2 separate regions of the Mus musculus genome follow, and region 2 is linked to region 1. A link is a loop called in an ENCODE intact Hi-C map of the cell type or tissue named here. Cell type or tissue: heart. All regions are shown on one strand.

Region 1 (8,000 bases):
TCTCCAAAGGGAAATCAATTTAATAAAAGCCTCAATTAGATTTTGATACCAAGCCAGCTGTTCAGGGACAATACTATTTCTTCCACACTCAGAATCACTGTGAGAAACTACTCCAAGGCTTGGCAGATAGAAATAAAATGTGGTGCAGCCTTTGTCAAATGTGAAGAACATCCAGGCAGTTACCGGCCACCTACCTATGGGTAGATTGTAAACAATGAAATCACACTACCAAAATGAACTATTCTTACCCGTGATGAATTGACTGGAATTGAGAAAATTCCACTTTTGGTTTTTCTTTATTGTGGACTGGGATAGAGACAATTTCTCTATACTGTAGGCAGTCCTGGAACTCGAGATCCGCCTGCCTCTGCACACACCAGCTGCTGGAAAAGCTTAATGTTTGCAATCTTGATCACAACTTATTATATTTGCTAGGTTGATATTAACTTGTAACCACAGTTACTAGCTTACAACTTCTAGTGGAAATAATCTGCCCTAAATAGGCCCCACTACATCCAGTGTTCAACCTTCACCATCCCCAAATCCATACTGTAGATCCAACAGAAAGTGAAACCTCTTCCAACAAGTTTATCTGGTCTTCTGAAAATATAACCCTGGATTCAATTTTCACAATGTGGGTTATAGTTGATCTCACTTGTCTACGCACAAAACAGGGTTGAAACGTGCTCTTCCTACGTATTTCTAAGCAAAATCCAGCTCTAAAGTTTGTACTCATCAAATTCCCAAGCAAGCCATCACGTCATCGAACCAGAAGATGCCATCATAAAGCTGTAGATTCTGTCTCGTGCACCAACACATGCAGGACTCGTTTCAGGACTCCCTTTTACCCTTTACAGGGTCTTACACACAGGACACCACATAGCACAAACACTATATATTTAGTCCCTTAAGCAGATAATACAAAGAAAGTACACCAGAAACAAGATGTGCCATCACCTGTAATTTTCAATTATTGCACTTTAACTTCTACATTTTCACAGAACACTCATGACAATCTGTAGACTACTTTTAACAAATAACACCTATAAGCAGAAACGGCTGTCCCAAATTGTTTATTGGATATGAATTTTACAAATATCACATGTATTAGCGGTAACGGTGGAGCTGGAAGAGTATTGCGCCTTCTCCAGGCCGCACGGCGGGAACCACCACGGCGTGGTGGAACTTGTGGCCCTGGCTCTTTCGGCCGGCAGATCTCTCTGCTTGTGGACTGGTTTGGTGATCCACTGGGTGTCTGGATTTCTTCTGATAGCTTTATGGAATGGATCAATGAGGATAACCTCAAAAAATGTATATGTGGAATCTTCACCAACCCAGTAGGAATTCAGGACTCCCAAAGCCTCACAATGGCGCCCAGCTCTCTCCTCAGCAACAGACTGAAGGCTTCCGGCAAGTTTCAGCCGGTTAACACCATGGTGGACAGGCTTGCCGTAAGTTGCATCCTTAGGAACCCGACGTTTGCGACCACCATGGCGGACACGAATCCTGTAAATGACAGCCTTGCTTAGCCTTGTACCCCAGTCTTCGAGCTTTCTCGGGCCCGGTGGGGTGGGGAGCCCTGTGCAGTGCAGAGGGCTGGCGGTGTTGCCAGCAGCGGACCCTCGACCTGCATCAGGGCATCACGGCTTCTGCCTCCATAGCTTTTGGATGTATTTGTATGCACCCATCTTGCCTCACCAGATGGCTGCCGCCAGACGAAAGGCAGCTTTAATTTTCCAATGCCTACTGTTAATGACGGTTCTTAAATGGTTTAACCTTTTTATGATACAGGGGAAGTGCCCTTGTGTAGAAATGATTCTTAGGAATTCCCTTCTGCAATTCCGTTCACAGGTCAGCAGCGGCGGCTCTATCCACTAGCAAACACTTCACGAACATAGCAGCATTCTAGTGCCGTAGATTCGGGATGGCAAATTCAAATTAGCAGTGGTGGCATGACCTGGCAGAAATTGCCAGGCCTCGGCAGGAGGTAGCAGGAGGAACCAGGACCATCAGGGATTTCAGGAGAAGTTCTCGGCAGTGCCTCTCTCAGCAAAGCAGAGATCAAAAAGCATTGCAAAGTCAGCTATGGGAGTGAGCCCCTCTCACTGTCCACTGAGTCCTATTTGTACACCTTCCAAACATCACGTGTCCTTTACAGGTCTTGCCTCACCACGTGTCTTGCCTCAGCACGTGAGTCTGACGTAGCCAAACTCCAAGTGAGTCTGAATCAGCCGACATCACTCTGCCAATCGGCCCGAGTCTACAGAAGTGGCAAGAAGCTGCCTAACATTACCAGGAGCGCAACAACACATGTAAGGCAGACCAATACATGCGTGTTGTTAGCAAAGAATCCTTCATCATGAGTCTTTTCATGTGCTTGCTCAGCGAAATGTTCCTTCTTGACTCTGCCGTAGCAAAACAGCCTTTCACCTGTGTCTGCTTCAGTGAAACATTCTTTGACATAATGGACTTTCCAAAGAAACCACGAGGTTCCACTTTAACACCCAGCCTGATGGCATGTTGGAGGCTGAGCTCAGGGTTTCATACACTAGGCTAGCCCTCTACCAGCTGAGGCACATCCCCAGACTTCTTGCCTCCACCTTTGGCTTTTGAGACAAGGTCTCATTATGTCTCCTTAGAACTCAACATATAGACTCTGTCGGACCCGTATTTGTGGTGATTCTCTGGCCCCCACTTCCCAGGTATTGGGATTATAGGTATGTGTCACCACACCCAACTAATTTTGTGGGTTCCTTCTTTTCTTTCAAAACATCTTTTGTTTTCTCTCTCTCTCTCTCTGTATGTGCGCGCGCACACGTGAAAGAGATCCAAGGATTTAGAGCCAAGAGATGGATAGAGTCAGTGCAGGCCACACCCCATGCTGATGTGTTCTACTTTACATTTTAAGACACCTTTCTCAGTACTGTCCTCCCACTGTTAACATCCTCTGGATGCATAGCCCTCCCAATTCAACTTCGAGTTCCCAGGACAAATCTCCAAGCGTACCTGAACTTACCCTGTACTGGATGGAGTCGGGACATCTGGGAGCAGAGAATGATGGTCCTGCAGCCTGGAGGTCAGAGCCCACTGTGCTCAGGTCAGGCTAGCCCACAGCAGTTGGAGCCCAGTCACAATATCCCTGCTACCGCCCAAACATGAGCTGTAGTTCTCCGAATAAACACGAGGGGGCGACATTGGAACATACAATTAATACTCAGACTTCTTTTCCCCAGAGCTTTACGTTACTTTTGCAGACTGGTTTCCATCCTTGTCTCAGCAGATCTGGATCTCCCTCCCAGGAGCTCGCTTTGACTTACTGGCTCCTTCTCATGTCTTCGAGGAATTCCTTCTGTTAGGGTCATAACTCATGAAGATGATAAGGTGGCCACAGGGGAAAGAGTGAGAAAGTGACTAGAGATACACCCCGAACCATCAGACTTGAGCCACACTCAGCCAGCACAGGATGCTGGGAAGTCTCTCTGAAACCCACAATAGCCTTTTTAGGACACACCTACACACCCAGGTGGAGGAGAAGGTGGGAAATCCAGGAGGCAGAAAGAACTCTGGATAAAGCCAGGTAATGGAGATTCTCCCAGAAAGATGAGAGGGGACAGACACATGGTACCTGAGCATGGGTAAGCAGCCTCATGGTAGAATGTAGATTAGAGTAAATGGGTTATAGTAAGTTATGATCTAGTTAAAAAAAAGAAGGAAAGAAAGAAAGAAAGAAAGAAAGGAAGGAAGGAAGGAAGGAAGAAAGAAAGAAAGAAAGAAAGGGAGGGAGGGAGGGAGGGAGGGAGGGAGAGAGAGAGAGAGAGAGAGAGAGAGAGAGAGAGAGAGAGAGAGAGAGAGAGAGAGAAAGAAAGAAAGAAAGAAAGAAAGAAAGAAAGAAAGAAAGAAAGAAAGAAAGGAAGAGCCTAGCTGTATGGCCAAGGTGTCTGTAAATATATTTTGAGTCTGAGCCTTATTTCTGGAGCATGGGGCATAATGTCTACCCTTGTCTGTTGGTGAGAGTGGGGTGTCATTGTGTTGGGTCAATCTGTGGCTTTAGATCAGAGAGCATTTCTTTTGTGAAAGTCAGTGCTCCCAAGTTTGGTGCGTCAATATATGGAACTGTAATGTCCTCGTGGTGGAACTGTCCTTTGCCTTACAGAAGTTTTACAATTTCATGAGGTCTGATTTACTAATTGTTGATCTTAATGCCTGAGCCTTTGGTGTTCTGTTCAGGACGTTGTCTTCTGTACCAGTGCGTTCAAGGCATTCCCCACTTTCTTTTCTATCAGATTTGGTGTTTCCGGTTTCAGGTTGAAGTCTGTGGTCCACTTATACTTGAGTTTTGTGCAGGGTGATTGTTGCTGTAGTAGATTAATCTGCTCTACTCTCCCCAGCGGCAGCAGTGCGAGTTCCTTGCTATTTGCCCCAATACTCTGGATTCTTGAATGAAACACACACACACACACACACACACACACACACACACACACACACACACACACACACAGCCTTATATTTAATATGCCTTAAATAGTTCAATGGCTGGACCACTTCCAAACTTCCATGTTGCTAATGCCTCCCCTCTGATACACCTGAGTTATTACTTACTAAAATCTATATCCATCTTTGCTATTCTAGACCTGTTCTTCCTGGCCCTTACATGAATGAGTGTATGTTTTCCCTTTGGCAGCTCTCAAGCTTGGATCTTAATCTTCCCCGGCAGAGCAGTTCTCCTTCTTCCTTGTCCCCTTGCCTGCGAATCCTAAAGTCTCGCCTCTATCTCCTTGCCCACCCATTGGCTGCTGGCAACTTTATTTACCAATCAGAACCAGCCGGGGGCAGAGACCCTCAGTGTCTCACCTGTGGGTGCCATTTTGGGAACCCACAGTGCAAGCGTAAAACCAAATCCACAACAGGTGATCAATGTTGATCTATCTGCATTCTTCTACGTGCAGATATCCAGTTAGACAAGCACCATTTGTTGAAGATGCTTTCTTTCCATTGTATGATTTTGACTTCTTTGTCAAAACAAGTGTCAGTAGGTGTGTGGATTCATTTTAAGGTTATCAGTTTGGTTCCATTTATCAACCTGTCTCTATACCAATAGCATACAGGTTTTATTACTATTACTCTGTAGTACAGCTTTAGGTCAGGGATGGTGATTCCTCCAGTTGTTTTATTGTTCATGATTGTTTTAGCTATCCTGGGTTTTTTGCTTTTCCATATGAAGTTGAGAATTTGTCTTTCAAGGTTTGTAAAGGCTTGTGTTGGAGTTTTGGTGGGAATTGCATTGAATCTATAGATTGCTTTTGGCAAGATGGCCATTTGCACTGTTAATCCTACCTATCCATGAGCATGGGAGGGCTTTCCATCCTCTGAGATCTTCCTCAACTTCTTTCTTTAGAGACTTGAAGTTATTGTCATACAGGTCTTTCACCCACTTGGTTAGATTACTCCCAAGATATTTTATATTATTTGTGGCTGTTGTGAAGTGTTGTCTCCCTATCTTCTCAGCCCATTTATCATTTGGATAAAAAAGGGTTATTGATTTCTTTGAGTTAATTTTATATTTAGCCACTTTGCTGAAGTATTACCAGCTGTAGGAGTGTTCTCTGGTAGGTTTTTTTTGGGGGGGGGGTTGCTTATGTATACTATCATATCATCTGCAAATAGTGATATTGTGACTTCTTCCTTTCTAACCTGTATCCCCTTGATCTCCTTTAGTTGTCTTAGTGATGTGGCTGGGACTACCCTGAAGAGATAGGAAGAGAAGCTAGAACTTCAGCTATATTGAAAACACAGGGAGAGAGTGGGCAGCCTTGTATTGTCCCTGGTTTTAGTGGAATTGCTTTGAGTTTCTCTCCATTTAATTTGAGGTTGGTTATTATTGGCTTGCTGTATATTGCTTTTATTGTGTTTATGTATGCACCCCACATCCCTGATCTCTCCCAGACTTTTACCATGAAGGGATACTGGATTTTGTCAAAGGCTTTTCAGCGTCCAATGAGATGATCATGTTTTTTTTTTTTTTCTCCTTTCTTTCAGTTTGCTTATATGGTAGATTAAGTTGATATATTTACAGATATCAAACCACTCCTGCATCCCTGAGGTGAATCTGGCTTTATCATAGTGAACGATGTCTTTGGTGTGTTCTTGCATTCGGTTTACGAGTATTTTATTGAGTATTTTTGCATTTCATAAGGGAAACTGGTTTGAAACGCTCTTTCTTAGTTAGGTTTTTGTGGGGTTTAGGTGGCTGTGGCCTCATAGAATGAGTTTGGTAATGTTCCTTCTGCTTCTGTTTTGTGGAATAGTTTTAGGAGTATTGGGATCAGCTCTCCTTTGAAATCATGGTCGAGTTCTGTGCTAAAACCATCTAGCCAGTGGCTTTTTTTCAGTTGGGAGTCTTTTAATGACTGCTTCTATTTCCTTAGGGGTTATAGGACTATTTAGATAGTTTACTTGATCTTGATTTAACTTTTGTAAATGGTATCTGTCTAGAAAAATCATCCATTTCATTTAAATTTTCAAAGTTTGTGGACCACAGGCTTTTGAAGTAAGATTTAATGATTCTTTGAAAATCCTCAGTGTCCATTATATCTCCCTTTTCATATCTTATTTTGTTGATTTGAATACTGTATCTCTGCCTTTTAATTAGTTTGGCCAAGGGTTTGTCTATCTTGTTGATTTTCTCAAAGAACCAGCTCTTCCTTTTGTTGATTCTTTGTATTTTTCTCTTTGTTTCTAATTGACTGATTTCAGACCTGAGTTTGATTATTTCCTGCCATCTATTCTTCTTGAGCGCATTTGCTTCTTTTTTCTCTAGACCTTTCAGGTGCATTTCTTTCTTTCTTTCTTTTTTCTTTCTTTCTTTCTTTCTTTCTTTCTTTCTTTCTTTCTTTCTTTCTTTCTTTCTTTCTTTCTTTCTTTCTTTCTTTCTTGAGACAGGGTTTCTCTGTGTAGCCCTGGCTGTCCTGGAACTCACTCTGTAGACCAGGCTGGCCTCGAACTCAGAAATCTGCCTGCCTCTGCCTCCCAAGTGCTGGGATTAAAGGTGTGCGCCACCACACCCAGCATCAGGTGCACTTTTAAATTGTTAGTACAAGGACTGCCTAATTTCTTTATGAGGGCACTCTTAGTGCTATGAACTTTCCTCTTAGCACTGCTTTAATGCTGTCCCATAAGTTTGGGTTATGTTGTGCCTTCATTTTCATTGTATTTTGGAAGGTATTTAACTTCTTTTTTCTTTTCTGACCCACTGGTCATTGATTGGAGAGTTGTTCAATTTCCATGAGTGTGTAGGGTTTCTGTTGTATCTCTTGTTGTTGAAGTCCAGCTTTAATCCATGGTAGTCTGATAGGATACATGGGGTTATTTCAGTTTTCTTGTATCTTGCTTTGTGACTGACAAATATTGCTTGTTTCTAGCTATTGACTTTCTGCTTAACATTGAAAACATATACAGGGCCAGGTGGTGGTGGCGCATGCCTTTAATCCCAGCACTCGGGAGGCAGAGGCAGACAGATTTCTGAGTTCGAGGCCAGTCTGGTCTACAGAGTGAGTTCCAGGACAGCCAGGGCTACAAAGAGAAACCCTGTCTCGGGGGAAAAAGAAAAAGAAAAAAAGAAAACATACAGGAAGTTAAATAAGGCTTATTTCTGTAACTAAGTAAATTAGTCCCCAACATGACTATAAGCTTGATTATTTATAGATGGTTATTAACTTCCATTTCTTAATTATCATTAACAGTTTTACAATAGTAGTTTTCATAAAACTAGAACTTTACATTTTCAAATGAGTTGCATACTCACATATAACTTACACAAGAGTTGAATCATATACAATGTATGGTATAGCGAATATAGCATTAAGTTTTTATCATCATACAAAAATCCCCATCAATCTAAAGTGTTTGAGGGCTTTTGCTTTACTCGTCTAAAAGGAGGTACAATAACATGCCTTTCTTTGTTCTTTTTCATCCCCTTATGTCCTGATTTACTCATCTTC
Region 2 (8,000 bases), 110 kb after region 1:
AAGCCAAAGGTTCAATTAATGCTCTCCTAGGTACTGGATCTGATTTCTTTCCACCTACAGCTGAAGTTAATCTTTAAAAATTCAAGTGAATGTTTCCTTTGGACCTTGTTTAACCAAGGTTCAAGTCTTTTTGCTGTTTCTTCAACCTTGTTCCAGGCATTTAAGCCTGCCGCTGCCATGCAACACAATTCCAAGGTTTCTTCATCATATACGATCTGCATCCCTTCCTCAGCATATTGACCGTCTGCTGGTATTTAGAAATAGTAGTACCTCCGGCTCTATATTTCTGTGCTATCTCCTTAGCTGCTTTTCTCCACCATGAAAGCCACTGTAACTGTGGCTCAGGTTCTAATACCGATCTTCTTACAAAGTTCCAGTCTAGGGGGATTATTCTATTTTGATCATCAAAGAAGACAAGCTATGTTTTATGAATGGTGAGTGTATCCAAAAGTTAGTAACATTTTCTATAATTTTTTAAAAATCCAGCATATTCTTTATAAATGTGTGGCCTCTGTTGCATACTAACTAGATAAGCCAAACTTTGTTTTCTAATAACCTTTGGTTGGCTTTCTTTTTATCTTCTATCTCTATCTGAGTATTTTTTTGTTTGTTTGTTTGTTTGTTTTGTTTTGTTTTTTGTTTGTTTGTTTGTTTTTCAAGAGAGGCTTTTCTCTGTGTAGCCTTGGCTGTCCTGGAACTCACTCTGTAGACCAGGCTGGCCTCGAACTCAGAAATCCACCTGTCTCTGCCTCCCAAGTACTGGGATTAAAGGCATGTACCACCACTGCCCAGCTTTTTCTTATTTTTACTTATTAATATTCTAAGCTCCTTTTTAAGGTCTGTGTCCATATTTCATACCTCTCTTGTGCTTGTATCTCTGCCATCCTACCATTTTGTTCAACCTGACTTATAGTAATTTTGTAACTTCTTTAAGGCTTGTCTTCATGTTTCATTTCTCTCTGTGTGTTGTTCATTTTTACCTATAAATTTTTGTACCTTCCTTTCTAAGCCTTGCTTCCATATTTTTCCATATTTTGTATCTCTGATATTTTAGTAGCTTCTTTATTTTGATTTATTAATTTTAGTATCATTTCCTCTAAACCTTGCCTTCATGTTTCTCTGTCTCTGTCTCTGTCTCTGTCTCTCTCTGTCTCTCTCTCTCTCTGCGCTTCAGTCTGACCAATTTTTCTTCCAAGGCCTGTCTCATTCTTCCAAATTTCTCTCTTTCACCTTCACTTTTAATTATAAAATTTTCTATAACTTTTTCCTAAGGCTCTTTGTTTTAAGAAGGTACAGAAAACCATTATGAGTCTCAAGAGTTAAGAAGAAGGAAGAGGGGGGCCTCTGTGTCCACATCCCCTGAGGTACCAGCCACATGACAGTATAGTATAGAAAAGAGTTTATTCAGGACATGAGACGAGTTGTGGGAGTAGAGACAGAGAAAGGCAGAGAGAGAGGGGGGAGAGAGAGAGAGAGAGGAGAGGCGTGTTGTGAGCATGCACGTGGAGAGAAAGGGGGGAGGACAATGGGGAAAGAGAGGAAGAGGGTAAGGGAGCAGGAGTATGAGGAGAAGAGCAAGAGAGAGAGGAGGGGCAAGCAGCCCCCTTTATAGTGAGTCAGGCATACCTGGCTGTTGCCATGTAACTGTGGCATGGAGCCTAGACAAAATGCCAACAGCTCCCTCATCACATCCAGATCTCTCCTCCAATCTAGGAAGTTGTCAGACCTTGGAGTTCTCTCCTCTAGCCAGCATGAGTCAGGCCAAGATGAGTCCCCTCAGCTGGGTCTAACAAGTTGGTATTGCCCCACCTCAGATAAGCTTTTAGCCCAAGAGAACAGCTCCATCAGCCTCCCACCTACACCTAGATAAGAACTGCTTCCTTCTCCACTGCCACCCCGAGGCTCCAGTAAAAAAGCCAGGATTTGTTGGTTGTTGTTGTTGCAGCTTCTCTTGGGGTATTATTGTTCTTCTCTGGCAGGCACCTTGCTGTACTTTGAGAGCTCTGTTCTATAAGCCCTGAGCAATTGGCCTTTGAGAAGCTGTAGATGCTAGGTAACTGCTGTTGTGTGCATAGCAGGAGTCTCTTCTGCAGTCCTGTGCTTGATTCCTCCCTTTGCAGCATGCAGATCACTCAGTATCTCTCCAATGGGAGCAAAATGCCTAGTTCCATGCCAGCTGTTAGCCTAAATCTATATCGAGCTGGACTGTTACCCACAGTCCCTAGCATGTAGAAGGTGGGTCATAGCCGGTTGCAGCTCTGTCTCCCATGTGCAATCCCACCCAGTGCTCTCCCAACCCCAGGACACAGCAAGCGGCTCTCGACCTTGTAGCTCTGCAGGATCTCTGCCTTCTCTGCTTTCTACCCTTTTTCTGCTTTCTATTCTCTTGTCTAATATTCTGAACATGGATTTTAAAGGTATGGATAATATATTCCATGTTGGGCACCAAATGAACTGGCAAGTTTAAAAGTTGTCTAGTCTTTTGCCTTCTATTCATTCTCCTTCAGGAATTGTTATGCACAGAAAAGATATTGTAGAGTGCATATTCTTAGCACACACACAGAGTAAGAAATTAAAGACCTATGTAGAAAGGTTTCTGAATTGATTCTGAAAGGAAAAATGAGAGTTCATCAGTTAGCAAAAAAATAGACCCAGCAAAAATTGTGGTACTGTGGGGCTGGAGAGATGGCTCAGCAGTTAAGAACACTGACTGCCCTTCCAGAGGTCCTGAGTTCAATTTCCAGCAATCTCATGGTGGCTCACAACCATGGGTAACAGGATTTGATGCCCTCTTCTGTTGTGTCTGAAGACAGTGGCAGTGTACCCACATACATTTAAAAATAAAAATCAAATAACAGTTAATAGGAAACAGGTTGTAGACCTGTTTATAAATAGTTCTTTGGGGTTATTCCAATCTTCATCGTCAGCAATCCAGTCCACTAGAACAACACCAGCATGTATCAGCAGCAGCAGCAGTCCACTAGAACAACACCAGCATGTATCAGCAGCAGCAGCAGTCCACTAGAACAACACCAGCATGTATCAGCAGCAGCAGCAGTCCACTAGAACAACACCAGCATGTATCAGCAGCAGCAGCAGTCCACTAGAACAACACCAGCATGTATCAGCAGCAGCAGCAGTCCACTAGAACAACACCAGCATGTATCAGCAGCAGCAGTCCAGTCCACCTGGCAATAACCACTCACAACTCAGCAATGGCAGTTCAATTCAGAAGAAACCACATGGCTCCACCTATTGGCCTGAGTCTGCAGAGTCAGCAAGTAGCCAAAGGAATATCACAAGAAGTTCTTCAGCAAGTTACTCTCTACCAAGTTACAGCAAGTGAACATTAGCAACGTGATGCAAGGCAAACCAACACCAGAGCCTCCTCCCACTCTCTGTGGGGTCATATTTACATTATTTCTAAACATCACAGGCCCTCTCCTGTGTCTGCTTCAGCAAAACATCCTTTCACCTGTATGCACCTGCAAAACAGCAGATAACATAACTGAGTTTCCTAAGAACCAGAAATTTCCACTTCATAGATGTCTCAATGTTGCAGAGGCATCTCAGGTGACTGTTCAACACCAGCTGTCTCTGTCATATCTACAGTTTTGGAAGCTGCTTGCTCTGAACTTCCTGTTTACTCAGGTAAAATGTATCTTTCTCACGTCTTTGGTGGGAATGAAGACTATATAGTTATAGTCTAAAAGTTTCCTTGTTATCACATTCAGAAAGTTAAAACTCACAAAAGAGGTTCACGTTTATAAACATATAAAGTTTAAGTTGTGCAGGATCTAAGAGGATGTTTTAAAGGTTGATAAAAACAAGTTATAACTGTTGAAATGTCAAAGATGTTTAAAGATGGCAGATGCAAGCTGTAAAGGTCAGAGAATCTGAAAGCTTTAATAGTGATAGAAAGTGACTTAGGTGCAGAGCTTTGGACTCACCAAAATAGGATCAATAGTGGAGCACTTTCTCCAAAGTTGCCAGGTAAAAAGGACTGGACATTTGTGAATGTAATTCTTACCTGATAATTGTTCTTATTATATATCATCTATTGATTTGAGAGAAAGACCCTTTATTTGTCTAAAAGGGGAAGATGTTGGGATAATGTCTTGTGTAAAGGTTACCTTTGTATTATTCCAATGTTGATTTCTGTGGCAAAGATTTGAGTACAGGCCAACCTTGTTATTGTTATTTTTATGAAACTTTACCTGTCTAAGTGTTTTGTAAACATTCTTCTCCATCCTTCTGATTGGTTTACTAAAGAGCTGAATATCCTATAGCAAAGAGGAGAGGACAGGAGAGGGGAGGGGAGCGGAGGGGGAGGGCAGGATGGGGCGGGGCGAGGCGAGGCAAGGAGAGGAGAGACATCTGTCAGAGATTAAAAACTGTGGGAAAGAATCAGGCACAGGGGATTGGCCAGCAAGATGCAGAGGGAGAAACAGACGCTGGGACTGATTGGCTAAGAGAGAGGTAATGAGCCATGTGGATTAGGATAAATAAGTAAATTGAAGCTATACAAGCTGGTTGGGAACAAGCCTAAGCTAAGGCCAAGCTTTCATAATCACAAAAAGTCTCCATTCATTACCTTGGCAGCCAGTGGGTCAAACCAGTCCAGTGATGATATTACCAAAAGTGATCCAGTGCAATCCCCATCAAATTCCAAAAACACAAAAGCATATCTGTGAAGAGAAATAGAAAACACTACATTCACTCAGAAGCACAAGGTCCCAAATGGCTAAAGCAACCACGAGCAGAAGGGGGAGTGCATAGGAGTCACCATATTTAGGTCAAATATACTAAGAGCAAACATAACAAAGCAATATGGGACTGGCAAGAAAAGGGACATTCAAAACAGCGCAGCAGGACATAGGACCTAAAGTTGAACAGGATTTCCATCTTGCCTTACACTGGTCATTAGTCTGCTGGCCATGGACTCTCTCAGCCTATAGACAACTCTGTGAGGTGTTTTCTTGATTTGTAATTGATGTGGAAGGACCCAGCCCTCTAGGAGTAATGCCACCCCTGAGTATGTGGCCTCAAGTTGTATTAAAAAGCAGTTTGAACAAGCCTTGGGAGCAAGCCAGGAAGCAACAGTCTTCCAGGGACTCTGCTTCAGTTTCTGCTATGACTTCCTTTCAAAATGGACTTTATATATATATATATATATATATATATATATTGTATATTGTAAGACAAAAGAATTCCTTCTTACCCTAGTTGCTTTGCTCGTGGTGTTTATCACAGCAATAGAAAGCAAACTAAGTCACCTAGTTTCCAACAGTCCCAATATCTACAGACATCTCCCACAAGCCTGCTCTAAAATTGTCTTCTTCTCATGTCTCTGAGGATATTACTTTGCCTCCTGGCCATCACTCACCAGAAGAGACCAGGTGATTATAGGGGAGTCACCTAGACAGATGACAAAGCTGTCCCAGAAAGGTCAAGAGGACATGAACAGACCCCAGACACAGCTCAGCCCACACAGGCAGGTAGCATCTCTCCCTGAGACTATTCATAGGATGATGAGGTCCACATTCTCTCTTAGGTCACACAAGTCCCATCCTCCTGCACATCTAGGACACAAATCTTCTAAGATAACTGTTCCTGGGCTTCCATTCCTGGATCAGAACCTAACTGGTGACACCAGTGACAATGGTTCCATCCCCTCCCCAGTCATCACTCCACTGGCCCCTTTCCAGACCTCACAGACAATCTCTGTCACTTTCCTGCTGGGAGTAAATCCCACTTCCCAGAGCATTGAGATTGCTCAATGGGCAGACTGGGCTCAGCAGGGTTTCTGTATCACAAGAGGGAATAAACCACAGGGTTTAGGAAGGACAGGGGCTCCCTCTGATGCTGGCAGGGCCAGGGCCAGGACATGGCAGAGGTTAGCCCTGGGGTAACCTGGTCTCGAAAATCAAGTGATCCTGATTAACATTCCTACTCAAAGTGTGTTCTAGAGGACTGGGCCATGAAGACAGAAGGGCAGAAAGGACTGGAAGGCCACACTGAGAGCAGAAGAGGTTAGGGACTCAGCCCGTGTGTCTCTGGGTGCTGCTGCTGCCTGTCTGAAAGTTCAGCTTCAAGGAAGGACAAGAGGCCTGGCACCAGAGCAGCAAGGCACGGAAGCAGTGCGGGAGCTGAAGCGCTTCTCCACAGAGAGAGGACAGAGCAGGCAGAAGAGACCATGCTGTTCAACCTCATGGTGCAATAGGGTAATGTCCTTAAGCAGGGAGTCCTGCTCACTAGTGTCCACTTGAGGAAAACTCCTTCCTGTGTGCGCCCCAGCGCAATACCATCCAACACAATGGACTCTCTAAGGAGCCCTTAAGTGTCCACTTCACACATGCAGCAGGGTGGGAAGCAGTGACTAAGGAATGGGGTTGTGTATGACCAAAGTATATTTTCACGTGGGTGTGGAGTTGTCAAATAATTAAAGTACTTTCAAAAAAGTAAGTGGCTCCAATCCTCTTCACTATTTGAAGAAAACAGAAAAAAAAAAAAAAAACTTAGAACACAAAAGTGCCTCCACCGACCCTCATTCGAAACCTGGGGGGGTGGGGGGGGGAGGGGAGGGGAGGACAAGAGCAAGCAAGCTGGTCTACCTCCCAAAGGCTTAATGTTCTGGAAACTATTAAACACTTTCAAATGTGAAAAATTAAATTGCTTTTAAGTTTTAGAAGAATTTGCATTAAAAAACAATAGTTGGTTTTGTGAATGAATACTGGCCCTCATGCTTTAGTCAAGTTTACTTAAGTCTTCTGGATAACTTTATGTCAACTTGACACAGGCTATAGTCATGTCAGAGAAGGGAGCTCCAATTGAGAAAATGCATTCTTAAGATACAGCTGTAGGCAACCCTGTAGGGAACTTTTTAAATTATTGATCCATGAGGGAGGGCCCAGACCATTGTGGTTGCTGCTGTCCCTGGGCTGGTGGTCCTGGGTTCTATAGGAAAGCAGGGTAAGCAAGCCAGTAAGCAGCCCCCCTCCATGGCCTCTGCATCAGCTCCTGCCTCCAGGCTCCTTCCCTATTTAAGATCCTGTCCTGCCTTCCTTTGATGATGAGCAGTAAGTAATAGGGAGGTGTAAACCAAATAAACCCTTCGGACCCAAAGTTCCCTCTGATCATGATGTTTCATCACAGCGACAGTAACCCTCAGACAGCAAGTTTGTGAATTAAATCTACAAACGGAAATGAGAATATGCAGAGCAGGAAAACATTTATAAACTATACTCACAACAAATAACTGGTACAACTCAGAAAAAGCCCAATACCTAGTTATCATGGAAATACAAATTAAACAGCTGTGAGATACCAGCCCACCCCAGTTAGAATAGCTATAATCAAAGTAACTGATAACAAATGTTGGGAGAGGTGTTGGTGGCTTTTTAATAAGTGTTTGGTTTTCTCTTTACCCGGGTAGCAGCTCCCGAATAATAGACTGGAGTATTATATTTATTTAAAGGTTTAAGGGCACAACTGAGCAGTATGAACCTATTTTAATCCTCTAAGCTAATCTGGTGGCCTCCCAGCCCAAATCCCCAAGATCCTTGCATTTTATGGCTTTCTCTGCTCCAGCTGTTTCTCCATCATGTCTCATGGACTCTCTCCCCTTGGCTAATCTCTCTTCCTCCTCTCTGTTTCTCTCCCTTCCTTCCTCCCTCTTTCCCTCCCTCCCCTGGATGGGAGGAAGTCCAGTCCTATTCTATAAACCCTGCTCAGTCATTAGCTGATCAGCTTTTATTGACAAATCAGAGAATAAATGGGGACCAATGCTTACACAGCCCTGAAGCAGGAGACACAGTATAGATAGTTACCTGGCAAAGGGGCACAGAAATCAGCATTATACAAGGTTAATATTTAAACAATATGCAATAACATTATGCCTACAGAGAGAGTGTGGGGGGGAAGAGAAACACACACTCATTGCTGGTGGGTGTGCAAATTAATAGCCATTATACAAAGCTGTGTGGAAGTCTCTTAAAAAA

The links. A loop is a pair of places that touch in the nucleus more often than their neighbours do. Peaks named below come from ENCODE experiments on the same cell type or tissue, not always from the same donor. Only the 100,000 strongest peaks of a DNase experiment are listed, where the experiment ranks them.
Region 2: a loop joins it to region 1, with 7 times the contacts of the local background. A loop is called at or near these places in 35 of 42 quality-filtered maps.

Annotation. Positions count from the first base shown.
Region 1 is chr7:25,595,012-25,603,011 of GRCm38, reverse strand. It overlaps Gm51473 (a long non-coding RNA gene), which reads left to right and starts at 749. Exons shown (of 2, transcript XR_003946731.1): 1 at 749-1,451; 2 at 2,159-2,350. It also overlaps the pseudogene Gm4607. In heart, a CTCF peak has its summit at 3,179 (motif pointing right); a DNase peak (open chromatin) is centred at 3,171.
Region 2 is chr7:25,481,651-25,489,650 of GRCm38, reverse strand. The region is part of intron 4 of 4732471J01Rik (RIKEN cDNA 4732471J01 gene); the gene reads right to left. It overlaps Gm38967 (a long non-coding RNA gene), which reads left to right and starts at 2,810. Exons shown (of 2, transcript XR_881898.3): 1 at 2,810-3,651; 2 at 5,960-6,465. In heart, a CTCF peak has its summit at 3,267 (motif pointing left); no DNase peak of the experiment used is centred here.